2 separate regions of the Mus musculus genome follow, and region 1 is linked to region 2. A link is a loop called in an ENCODE intact Hi-C map of the cell type or tissue named here. Cell type or tissue: gastrocnemius. All regions are shown on one strand. Links, peaks and the distances in the headings refer to the core of each region. The heading gives the core; the rest is flanking DNA. Region 1 overlaps Gm39845 (a long non-coding RNA gene). Region 2 overlaps Rapgef4 (Rap guanine nucleotide exchange factor (GEF) 4).

The links. Hi-C counts contacts between places; a loop is a spot of excess contacts. Peaks named below come from ENCODE experiments on the same cell type or tissue, not always from the same donor. Only the 100,000 strongest peaks of a DNase experiment are listed, where the experiment ranks them.
Region 1: it touches region 2 in a loop (2.6-fold over the local background); 22 of 42 quality-filtered maps call a loop at or near these places.

Annotation. Positions count from the first base shown.
Region 1 is chr2:71,962,248-71,967,626 of GRCm38, reverse strand. It overlaps Gm39845 (a long non-coding RNA gene), which reads right to left. Exons shown (of 3, transcript XR_866416.1): 2 at 12-70. Among named protein-coding and RNA genes, the nearest start is that of Gm39845, 7.3 kb to the right of the region's middle. In gastrocnemius, for the core only: a CTCF peak has its summit at 1,995 (motif pointing left); a DNase peak (open chromatin) is centred at 1,957.
Region 2 is chr2:72,036,183-72,041,561 of GRCm38, reverse strand. The region is part of intron 3 of Rapgef4 (Rap guanine nucleotide exchange factor (GEF) 4); the gene reads right to left. Among named protein-coding and RNA genes, the nearest start is that of Gm29940, 16 kb to the left of the region's middle. In gastrocnemius, for the core only: a CTCF peak has its summit at 3,210 (motif pointing left); DNase peaks (open chromatin) are centred at 1,866, 2,439 and 3,201; H3K4me3 peaks cover 1,032 bases; H3K27ac peaks cover 1,171 bases.

The DNA of each region.
Region 1 (5,379 bases), core at 89-5,088, 74 kb after region 2:
TGAGCACGTACTTGTCCAGGAGAAACAGCAAGTGTCCGGGATACACTACTGGGGAGAGAGCCAGGCCAGCCTAGAAAAGTAGATTAGGGGTTACGCCCAGTAATTGTCACAGTCAAATAAAATAACCATAGTCTGAGTCTCATTTATTTGTAAGCTAGTAGAGATAAGCTTATGTTGGTTTTTCAACAGAATGGTATCCCCACAAATATACAAAAGAAATCTGTGTGATTTCACCTGGAAATAGGGTCCTTTGCATGTGTGCTCATGACCAGATAAAGTCATGGTCAAATGAAGAAGGGTGGGGGCTCTAAGCCAACGTTTTATCCTTACACAAAGGAAAGACATAGACACATAGACACACAGGGAAGATTTTGCTAAATAACAAGGGAGACTGAGATTGGTGCTATGTGTCTACAAGCCCAGGGAGAATTTCTGCAAACATCAGCTCTGAGAAGCAATGAAGATTCTCCCCACCACCACCACATCCCCCCCCCCCCCCAGGAGCTGCCCAGAAAGCATGGTTTAGCCACACCCTGACACTCTGAACTTCTGGCCTCCAGAACTACCACACAGTACATCTCTGTTGTTTTAAGGACTTCAGTCACTCCATTACAGCAGTCCTAGAAAACTAATACACAAGGCGACCAGCTGTGTGGGGTTGTACCTCCCACATAAAGTGCTAACACTTAATCCTTGCCTGAGGTCTGCTTTCCAGAGAACCATTGCTATGACAACCGAAGTCCTGGATCAACTGGAGGAAGATTGGTTGGGAAATATTTGCGTTCACAGAGTACAGCAAGAGGAAAAAACTGGACGGCAGACCTGACTGGCAGCATACTATGGAGAAGACTGAAAAGATTAAATTCATTGGAGGAATAAAAGACAAGATCCAGGGCCACAGGGAAGATTTGGGTTTGTTGTTTTCGTTCTTGCTATATGTCAAAACAGAATTTACATATTATAATCAAATGACTACATCTTAGGATATCTTTTTGTGATTTTTTTTTTTATTAAAACATAATGATCCAGTAAGCTGCTGTGCTGGGTAGTTTTCTGTCAACTTGACACAGGCTGGGGTCATCTGAGAGAAGGGAACCTCAGTTAAGAAAATGCCCGTCATGAGATTGTGTTATAGGCAAACATGTAGAGCATTTTCTTAATTAGTGATTGGTGAGCAAGGGCCATCAATTGTGTATGGTGCCATCCCTGGGCTTGTAGTCCTGGGTTCTATAGGAGGGCAGGCTGGGCAGATCATAAGGAGCAAGCCAATAAATAGCACATGTCCGTAGCCTCTGCATCAGCTCCTTCCTCCAGGTTCCTGCTCTGTTTGGTTTCCTGTTCTGGCCTTTTTCAGTGATGGGCTACAATATGGAAGTGTGAGTCAAACAATCTCTTTCCTCCACGGCTGGCTTACTTTTTGGTCATGGTGTCCCATGGCCATGCAATTGAAACCCTAACCAAAATGACTGCCCTTCAAATAAAATTCACATCACCTTATGGAATTCTTTCCTCTTGGTCAACATAACGTACCAAGAGAGGCCAGCCTAGTGACAGTGGCGTGGGTGGAAGACTCCCAGAGGCCTGTCTGCCTCATGGCCGGCCCACCAAGGGCACCACTACAATGCGCAAGTACATAGTGGAGAGATGGGAGGGAATCAGGAGCCGGACTGTGAACTATGGAGAGAGATGGAACTAGACCTTGAGGGTGGAGAGAAGCAACCCGGTATGAGTAGCCTGCACTGTCGCATGAGGCCATGGTGATGTTCTAGCCCATGCTGCAGCCAGCCAAGGGCCATGTCTGGGGTCTGTGCCGATGGCCCATGTTACCACTAAAGACCATGCAACTTCCCTGGTCCGGGCTGCTGCCTGGGGACATATTGATATCCAAGGGCTGAGTGGAGCCAACCCCACTTCTCGCCAGCTACAGCAATAAAGAGCGTGGCCCTTGTACCTGGCCTAGGCAGCACTGTAGAGCTCCCCCTGGTGGTGGGAGAGCAACAAAGCTGGCAGGCTGACCAACCTAGCTACCACCCAGATCCAGATCCAGGGATTTGAGTTGGTCCACCCCAATATCTACCCCATCTATGAACTGCTGGAGCAGGTGAAGGACCCTGCCCTGCAGATCCAAAAGCTACAGGATCTCCATTACACAGGGCGACCACAGGATATCCAAGAGGATTTCCAGTAAGAATCCAGTATCAATAGTGTACCAGGCCTCAAACCAGACCAATGACTCGTTGCGAAGAATATTTGCAAATAAAGCTGTCTGAGCAAAGGGTGTACTGTGTGATGGTTTTGCTCCCACGGAGTGATGGTTTTGCTGTTGATGTTGTTTTTAATTTTTTATTTATTTTTATTTTTTGGCTTTAAATTTTTTGTTTCTTTTGTGGGGAGGTTGCAAGGCTGGAGGGGTGGGTATGAAGGGACAGGGAGATGGGTGGGGTTGGGGTGCATGATGGGAAATTCACGATCAATAAAAAGTTAAAAAAAAATAAACTGACCGACTTACTAACCAAAGACAACTAGTAGTTACTTTTATCATCATAGGTGTGTTTTGTGTCACAAGTGGTGTATAAAGAACCAGGTGGCAAGCACTAGGATGACACACAGTCATGCTTTTGAGACCCTCCCATGGGTGTCTGTGTGCTTCCTACCCACCTCTGCACAGTTGCATAGTGGAGTAGCACCGCACTGCCTGCATAAACCATGGCTTACCCAGTCCCTTACCGATGAGTGGCTTGAGCTGATTGCAGCTTAGGCCTATAGTGAGGACCTGCCAATGCTAAGAGCATATGTATTAGCTTCCTTTCTCCAGCACATGCAACTGTTTCTACTGGTATAAACATACCTATGTACTTTCTGGGTCAACAACAAAAGCTTCACACACACACATACACACACACACACACACACAAAACTTTCTTAGTTTTTCAAAATGACTGCACGGTTTTGCACAGTCCTAAAGAGACAGTCACTAATCCCATAGCCTCACCAGAAGTTGGAATTGTCAATCTTTTTAATTTTAGCCTTCCTGGTGGGTGTACAGTGGTATTCATCGTGGTTTTAATATGCATTTTCCCTGATGACTAATGACGATCTCCTTTTGATGTGCTCATAATCACCTAGCAGCTTCTTTTATGCAGAGCTCGTCTACGTCTACGTGCTAAGCTTTTGTTTTGGCCACGACCCACATCTCAAATCTGCGTTAGTCATCCCTGGCCGCCTCAAACATCACTCTCAAACCTGGCAGCTGAAAGCAACCATCAAGGCTTAGCTCACTAGGGTCAGGAGCCTGGGAGCATCTCGGTGGGTGGTTGCAGCTCACTGGGGATGTTGACTGAGCTGGCATCACATGACAGCTCCGTGGGGTCAGAGACATCACTTTTAAGCTCACTCATCCAAGCTTCAGAAGAGAAGTTTGTTTCATGTTTTAAAACCTTAAAGAGCCCCTGCTACTCGCAGACCTCTTGCTCTCAGTTTGAAAAACCTCATCTAAAGAGATGCAAAGCTCTCAGCTGGCTGGCCAGTGGGCAGTGTAAACATCTTCAGGTGCAGGTAGCTGCTTGCAAAGACTTGCTTTCATTAGACCACACACACACACACACACACACACACACACACACACACACACACAAACACACACACCAACACTTGACCCGGAAACCTGTCTGTAGAACTGTTCACTGAAACTAGAATCTACAAAGTAGAGAAAGAGGCAAACTAAACAGTTATCAATGCATCACTAATTAAAAATCTAAGTTGTGGCATCATTGAAGAATAAAACCATGCCGGAACATTGAAAGTGGTAGTTGTGCAAGAGGACAAAGGTAAATAAGTCCTTGTCCCTTCCCCAGTTACCCACAAAAAGCACACTTTTGACAGCTTGGTCGTAAAACAAGGTTAGGCTAAAAAGCCAGAAAATTTACAGACAGGATCCCTTAGGCCAAGACCAATAGAAAACCAAGTTAGAAGCAGCCACACAAACATTCAGCAGAGACTAAAGTGGACTGACGTCTGTCTTCATATTGTGTCTGTTTCCTTTGCTGCCTCAAAACTGAGTTGGACTCTACTAAGCCTGTAGGCATGACGATCAGTTGGGATTTGGTTCACAACTGTAATATAGCATTACTTGGCCTATTGCCCTTGGAGAAAATACATGTATCTTATTCCTAACCCTGGGGGCTGGTGAGATGGCTCAGCGGGTAAGAGCGCTGACTGTTCTTCCTAAAGGTCCTGAGTTCAAATCCTAGCCACCACATGGTGACTCACAACCACCCGTAATGAGATCTGATGCCCTCTTCTAGTGTGTCTGAAGTCAGCTACAGTGTACTTATGTATAATAATAAATAAATCTTAAAAAAAAAAATTCCTAACCCTGGTGCTTTCTCAGCAATATAAGCACAAGCATAAAACCCAACAAAACCATGAGGCCAGGACGTTCATATAAGACAATGAATAACTCAGGAGCTCTGGGATAGGCTACTGGCCAGCTAACCTGCAAAATCACTGTTAGAATGCTGTATTCAAGAAAGAAAACATCTTCTAGCACTGTGCCTCTGCCTCTGAGTTGTCCAGTATCCCTTCCAGTGAGGGAGCTTTGCCTGTCTTGTTCAGAATATCTGGCTTTGTCTCATTTCTATTATTTCTGTGCCGTAGATTCCACTGTTTAGGATTATGATCTTGCTGACAAGAGCCTGGTATAGCTGTCTCCAGAGAGGCTTTGCCAAAGCCTGACAAATACAGAGGTGCATGCTTGAAGCCAACCATTGGACTGAACATGGGGACCCCAATGGAGGAGTTAGTGAAAGGACTGAAGGAGCTGAAGAGATTTGCAACCCCATAGGAAGAACAACAATATCAACCAACCAGACCACCCAGAGCTCCCAGGGACTAAACCACCAACCAAAGAATACACACAGAGGGACCCATGGCTCCAGCTGCATGTGTAGCAGAGGATGTCCTCAATAGAAGAAAAGGCCCTTGGTCCTGTGAAGGCTCGATGTCCCAGTGTAGGGGAATGCTAGGGTGATGAGGCAGGAGAGGGTAGATGGATGGGTGGAGGAACACCCTCATAGAAGTAGGGGGGAGGGAGATAGGATAGGGGGATTCTGGGAGGGGGGGGATAAGGGAAAGGGTATAACATTTGAAACGTAAATAAAGAAAATATCTAATAAAAAGAGAGGGCCTAGAATATACAATGGTAGGAAATTCTAAGGAATAGCCATTGGTTATAGGGAATGTGTACTGGTTAGTTTTGTGTCAACTTGACACAGCTGGAGTTATCACAGAGAAAGGACCTTCAGTTGAGGAAATGCCTCCATGAGATCCAACTGTAAGGCATTTTCTCAATTAGTGATCAAGGGGGAAAGGCCCCTTGTG
Region 2 (5,379 bases), core at 312-5,311:
TGTAGGATTTTTGAGGTTAGGACTGTTATTACAGTGGTCCGCACTATCATCATTGTTATCGCTGTCTCAGAAGTTAGACAGATTCAGACTCTAAGATGCTCAGTATCTTATCCAAAACAGGCAGAGGGAGAACTGAGACTAGAAACTACTCAGTCTCTTTACCTCGCTGCAGACTTCCTGTTCCTGCCGATGCATTATTTGACAATACATCTGTAGACCGAGGGCTCTCAGGTAGTCATTCTGTGGGGAAAGTTCCGAGTGAACCTGGGTAGAGTCCAGCTCCCCGCTGGGCCTGCCTTCTGACTCCCTGACTTACCTAGGGCTGTTAACGCTTTGATAAAACACTACAGCCCAAAGCAACTTGGGAAGAAAAGGCTGTCTTTCACTCATAAAATCCTTATAACCATTCATCATGGAAACCAATCATGGCAGGAACTCAAACAGGGCAGGAGCTGTTGCAGAGGCCATGGAGGGCTGCTGCTCACTGACTTGCTCCTAATGGCTTGTTCAGCCTGCTTTCTTATAAAACCCAGGACCACCAGCCCAGGAGTGATCCCGCTCAGAACTGGCTGGGTCCTCCGGACATGAATCACTAATTAAGAAAATGCCCTACAGGCTGTCTACAGCCCCATCTTATGAGGCTTTTACTCCAGAGTTCTCTCCTATCAGGCGACTGCAGCCCGTGTCAAGTTGGCATACAATTATTCCACACAGTCCCTGTCCACATGTATACCTCAGTCTGCATGTACCAGTTTCTAAACCTGCCTGAGTCTTTGCCACACAAAACTACAGCCATCTTAGATGCTGGGACCAAACCAAAGGATGCCAACCAGCCTGTGGTGACAGGCACCAAACAAGAGGCAAAGGAGGTCCACACAGAGACAAGAGTCAGGCAGAGCTGATGTGGAAGGGGCCTGAACCTTGGCAGATCTAGATTACACTGCCTCCATGGCTTTGGCTCCTCTCAGACCTCTGTGAAATGGTCACAATGCCTTTAACAAGATCAGCAGCTGGAGAGATGGCTCAACAGTTAAGAGCACTGGCTGAGTTCCTGAGTTCAGTTCCCAGCAAGCACATGGTGGTTCATGACCATCTATAAAGGGACCTCATGATCTCTTCTGGCATGCAGGTGTACATGCAGATAGATCACTTGTATACATTAAATAAATAAATAAATGTTTAAAAAAGATTAATAGCAGAACACATCTTAAACATTTCTGTATTGGGGGGGAAAGCTACCGTGATACATATACCATAGCATGCCCGACGAGGTCATTGTGAGAAATTATAAGAGTTGGTTCTCTTTTTCTAGCGTGTGGGCTTCAGGACTTGAACTGAAGTCACCAGGCTTGGTGGCAGTCACCTTTACTGGCTGAGTCAGCTTGCCAGAATTAAATAGATAAAAAATAATACAATATAATTCCTAACTCAGTCACATCGCCACGCATGTATAGGTTTTCTACACTTCTAAAAAGCAAATTATATTTTTGCCTTTATTTAAACAACAGAGAACCTCTATAGTCGTGTTGTATTAAGCTTCATCTAATGATGGCTTTCAACACTTAAATTCCAAGTTTCTCTGTCCCCCAGTCTGGATGTCAAGTGGTTTGAATGATCTGCAAAACACTTGAGCTCTCTGGGGGAGCTTGTATTCAAAGAAACCCTCCTGACAATCCTGCTGTAAATCAAAGAATCCTTTTGTACTGCGACTAATCACCTCTTAATTTATCTGCTTTGTGCATCTGCATTGTGGCGTTCTCACATCTTAAAGCAGACATTCTCGCCAGAGCTGTCTCACATGTGTTCATACGGACACTGTGAAGTGGTCACGGTGGTAAGAAGGCCAGGGTTACATGTCACAATGTACGATCATGGTCCACTGAAACCTGGCCTGCGCAGATGATCTGGGGACATGAGCTGTGTCTGTGATGAACTCATGGAAAATGAAAAATTATCCTGTGATTCTGAAGAGTTATCAGACCTGTTAGCTATTCAGAATTTATTCATTTCTGTGTCATTGAGTCAAGAGTTAACAATCTTATTTGTGTTAGGTTATCTTTACGTGTATAGGTAGACTCAGAAGCATAAGTTCTTTAAAAGCTGATGTTTTTACAGGGTTCATTTCCAGCCTATACTTGCCACTAGGTTTCAAAGCTCTTGCATTTTGCTTCCTGAGCTTGAATTTGCTCCTGGAATTTATTGAGTTCTCTAAGCGTTTTTAAGTAATCAAATCAAATGGAACCCAATTTCAGAGTCTGTCAAGGCATCCAACTGCACGTGTGTCAAAAGGATTTACTGCCAAGCAGGAAGGCAAGATACTTCTAAGTCAAATGTGTTTTCTGGCAAGCGGCAACGGCAAGGCCGGTTCCTTTCAGAGCGTGTCCCTGGAATCGGCTTGTCGGGCAGCCGATGGACATCAGGCAAGCTCGCTGGGGCTGGCTTGCAGAGCACGGCCTGGCACGGGCATTTCTAACCAGTGCAGAGCTGAACTGGCCAGCACTGTGTCACCCGGACAAAGAATACTCAACAACAAAACTACATGTAGGGTGAGTTGTGCAGAATGCCAAGTCAACTAAATATCCATTCCTAATGAATAGCTCAGCCCCAGCCAGAGCTCCGGCGGGAGTCAGCAGTGACACCATCTGCAACCAGCTTGCCACCTTTTACGTTTTCTGGGCTTCGTAAAACTGTTCAGAAATGTGTTCAAGTAGTGTCTCCCAAAAATGGTGATGTCACTGAAAGGAAAGCGAACAGAGTGTGTGGCCAAGTGAAAGAATCAGGGAGAGGAAGCGGGGGAGAGGGAGGGAGGGAGGGAAGGAAACACACAGAGGGGGGGGAGCGAAAGAGGGAGAGAGGGAGGGAAGGAGGGTGGGGAGAAAGGGAGAGAGAGCTGTACTTCAAATTTAATAATCAAAACTGCAATGAACAAAGGCATCTGTGTTGTAAAAGCAAAGGCAGGGATGACTAAAGGTTTTCTATTTGACCTTAGAGAGAAAAACAGCAAGAGGTCTTTTTTTCAAAACCAGAGTAAAAATTGCCAGATAATGGCACAATGACAGATGAGGGGGTGGAATGAAGTGGAGACCAAGGCCAAGTGCAGCCCAGAATCTCTGCTCCAGTGAAATGGCTGAACAAAATTTAAACTCCTGCAGTTTCAAAATACTGGGCTGCAGTTCCTGGTTTTCATGTTCTAACACTGCCCTCTTGTGACCATTGCTAGCATTGCAGGTATGGGAGCCAACAGCTCTCCAGTCTAGGCAATCAACTTTTTATTAGTTAGCAGAAAACACCGGGACCCTGCTCATTCAAAGCTTTGTACTAAGTGCTTTATATACAGCGAGTAGGACCCACTAGCCTCAGTTCATAGCGTATCTAACTGTGCATAGCCATACCCAACCCAGCTGCTGGGTTTGTATCAAATAAAGATAACAGTGAGTGTTACAGGCTTTAGTGACATCATAAAGCACCATTCTCTATTTTGAAACATGAAAGTCAGTCAGTCTTTAGGAATTGATATGATTGGAGATTTCCCTTAGTTTAGGTGTTTCCAGAATTGCTAAAAAAGCATACATGTTTCTAGGATTTAAATATTTGTTATACCATAAATTCTCCTCACCTATAAAATCTGCAGGGAAAAGCAAGGCCTTGTGTACACACACACACACACACACACACACACACACACACACAGAGAGAGAGAGAGAGAGAGAGAGTTGAGTGCTGTTGTCTAATATAGTAGGTATATATGCCTACTTTAAGGTTTACTATCATCATCATAATCACCACCACCATCATCATCACTATTGCTATTATTTGTGTGTATTGTTTTGAGGGTAAGATGTCCCTGGAGATGCAGACAAAGTGTCACTGGGGAACTGGAGAGACTACTCCTAAACAAGATGCCTGTTGCCAAGCAGAAACCTACATGAACATGTCATGTCGGACACCATTAGACATGGATGCTGCCTGTAGGCACACCCCCTTGTTGGCTGGTCAAAGTTCTGTAAGATAGCAAAAAGAAGGGCCAAGGCCAGAAGGCTGTCTGAGAAGCTGGGAGACATGTCTCTGATGTGAGTGCACATTGCAGCGAGCTTGGTGGTGAGGAAAAATAAGCATGGAATAAAAACACGAAGATAGGCGTGAGGGTTTGCAGGTCTCTAAAAGCTCCAGGGCACAAGGAGTTGCGGCTCTGCATTTCCCAGGATGCTGAGGACAAACACGGTTGTTACAAAGTAGCAATGCGGGAACTGGGAACAAGAGCATCAGGTCTTGGGGAAGGTCTCTTGGTGGGAGGTGCTCCTGCTATCCAGAGGCTTACTCTCTCCCAGTCAGGTTGCTCTGGAAGCCTTCAGCTTGGGGGGTCTTAGCTGCCCAGAAATCAAGGCCACATAAGCAGGATGTGGCTCTGGGGTCCATCAGAAGTAGGAAGAATGTAACTGCTTGAGAAATGAGCTATGCAGATCTCAATGGGATTTTGTGTCATTTGGAGACAGAGGTATGTGCGTTTCTGAGTTTGAGGCCAGCCTTGTCTTCTATACAGTAAGTCTCGGGCCAAGCAGGGCTATTGAGTAAGACCTATCTCACCAACTAGTTCTGGCTGCTGACAGTGGGCCGGACCCCTGTGCTGGGGAGGTAAGCCATCCCTAGGCCTGAAGCCCAGTGGGCCCCATCCTCACCACACAGCGAAGGCCTGACACTGGCAGGCCCACTCACTCCCTGAATCATTTTCATACTTCTCTACAATGTGGGATCGGTGGATTTCTTTACTGTGATCTTAGGCATCCCGGTGGGCAGATCCCCTGGATACTAGTGAGACACCTTTGGACACTTCAATAGGCCACCACGCATGTTGACTAACTGATGGAAAAGGAAAGACTCAGGGATGACAGGGGGTCCCAGTGGTCTCTAGCTCTTCAGCTTTGCCACTCCATCATCCTAAGGAGACCATGACTTCTCTGTGGACGAGCATGACGAAGCATACCTGGGCCAACCTATGGGTGGGCTCAAGCCACACACACACACACACACACACACACACACACACACACACACATACACGGTGTTCCTAAGCTCCTGGCACAATGTGAGTGATGGAAAAGGAAATAGCATATAGAATGGTCGGAAGGTAATAGGAGTTTATGAGGCAAATAGAATATTTATATATGCATTCTTAACCTCCTGGTGCCTCATGAAATAGGGTAACTTTTTCAGAAAAAGAAAAAGTATCAAGTCGATAAAACCCAATAAATCTATAGCACAAAAAATACTATGCCTGCCTCTTCAGGGGCACCACCACCCACTCCTTCATCCGAGTCAGGATCCTTTCTTTCTCCCAGCTGCCCACACAACACATCGACATCCCTTCTAACAGTTACGCCT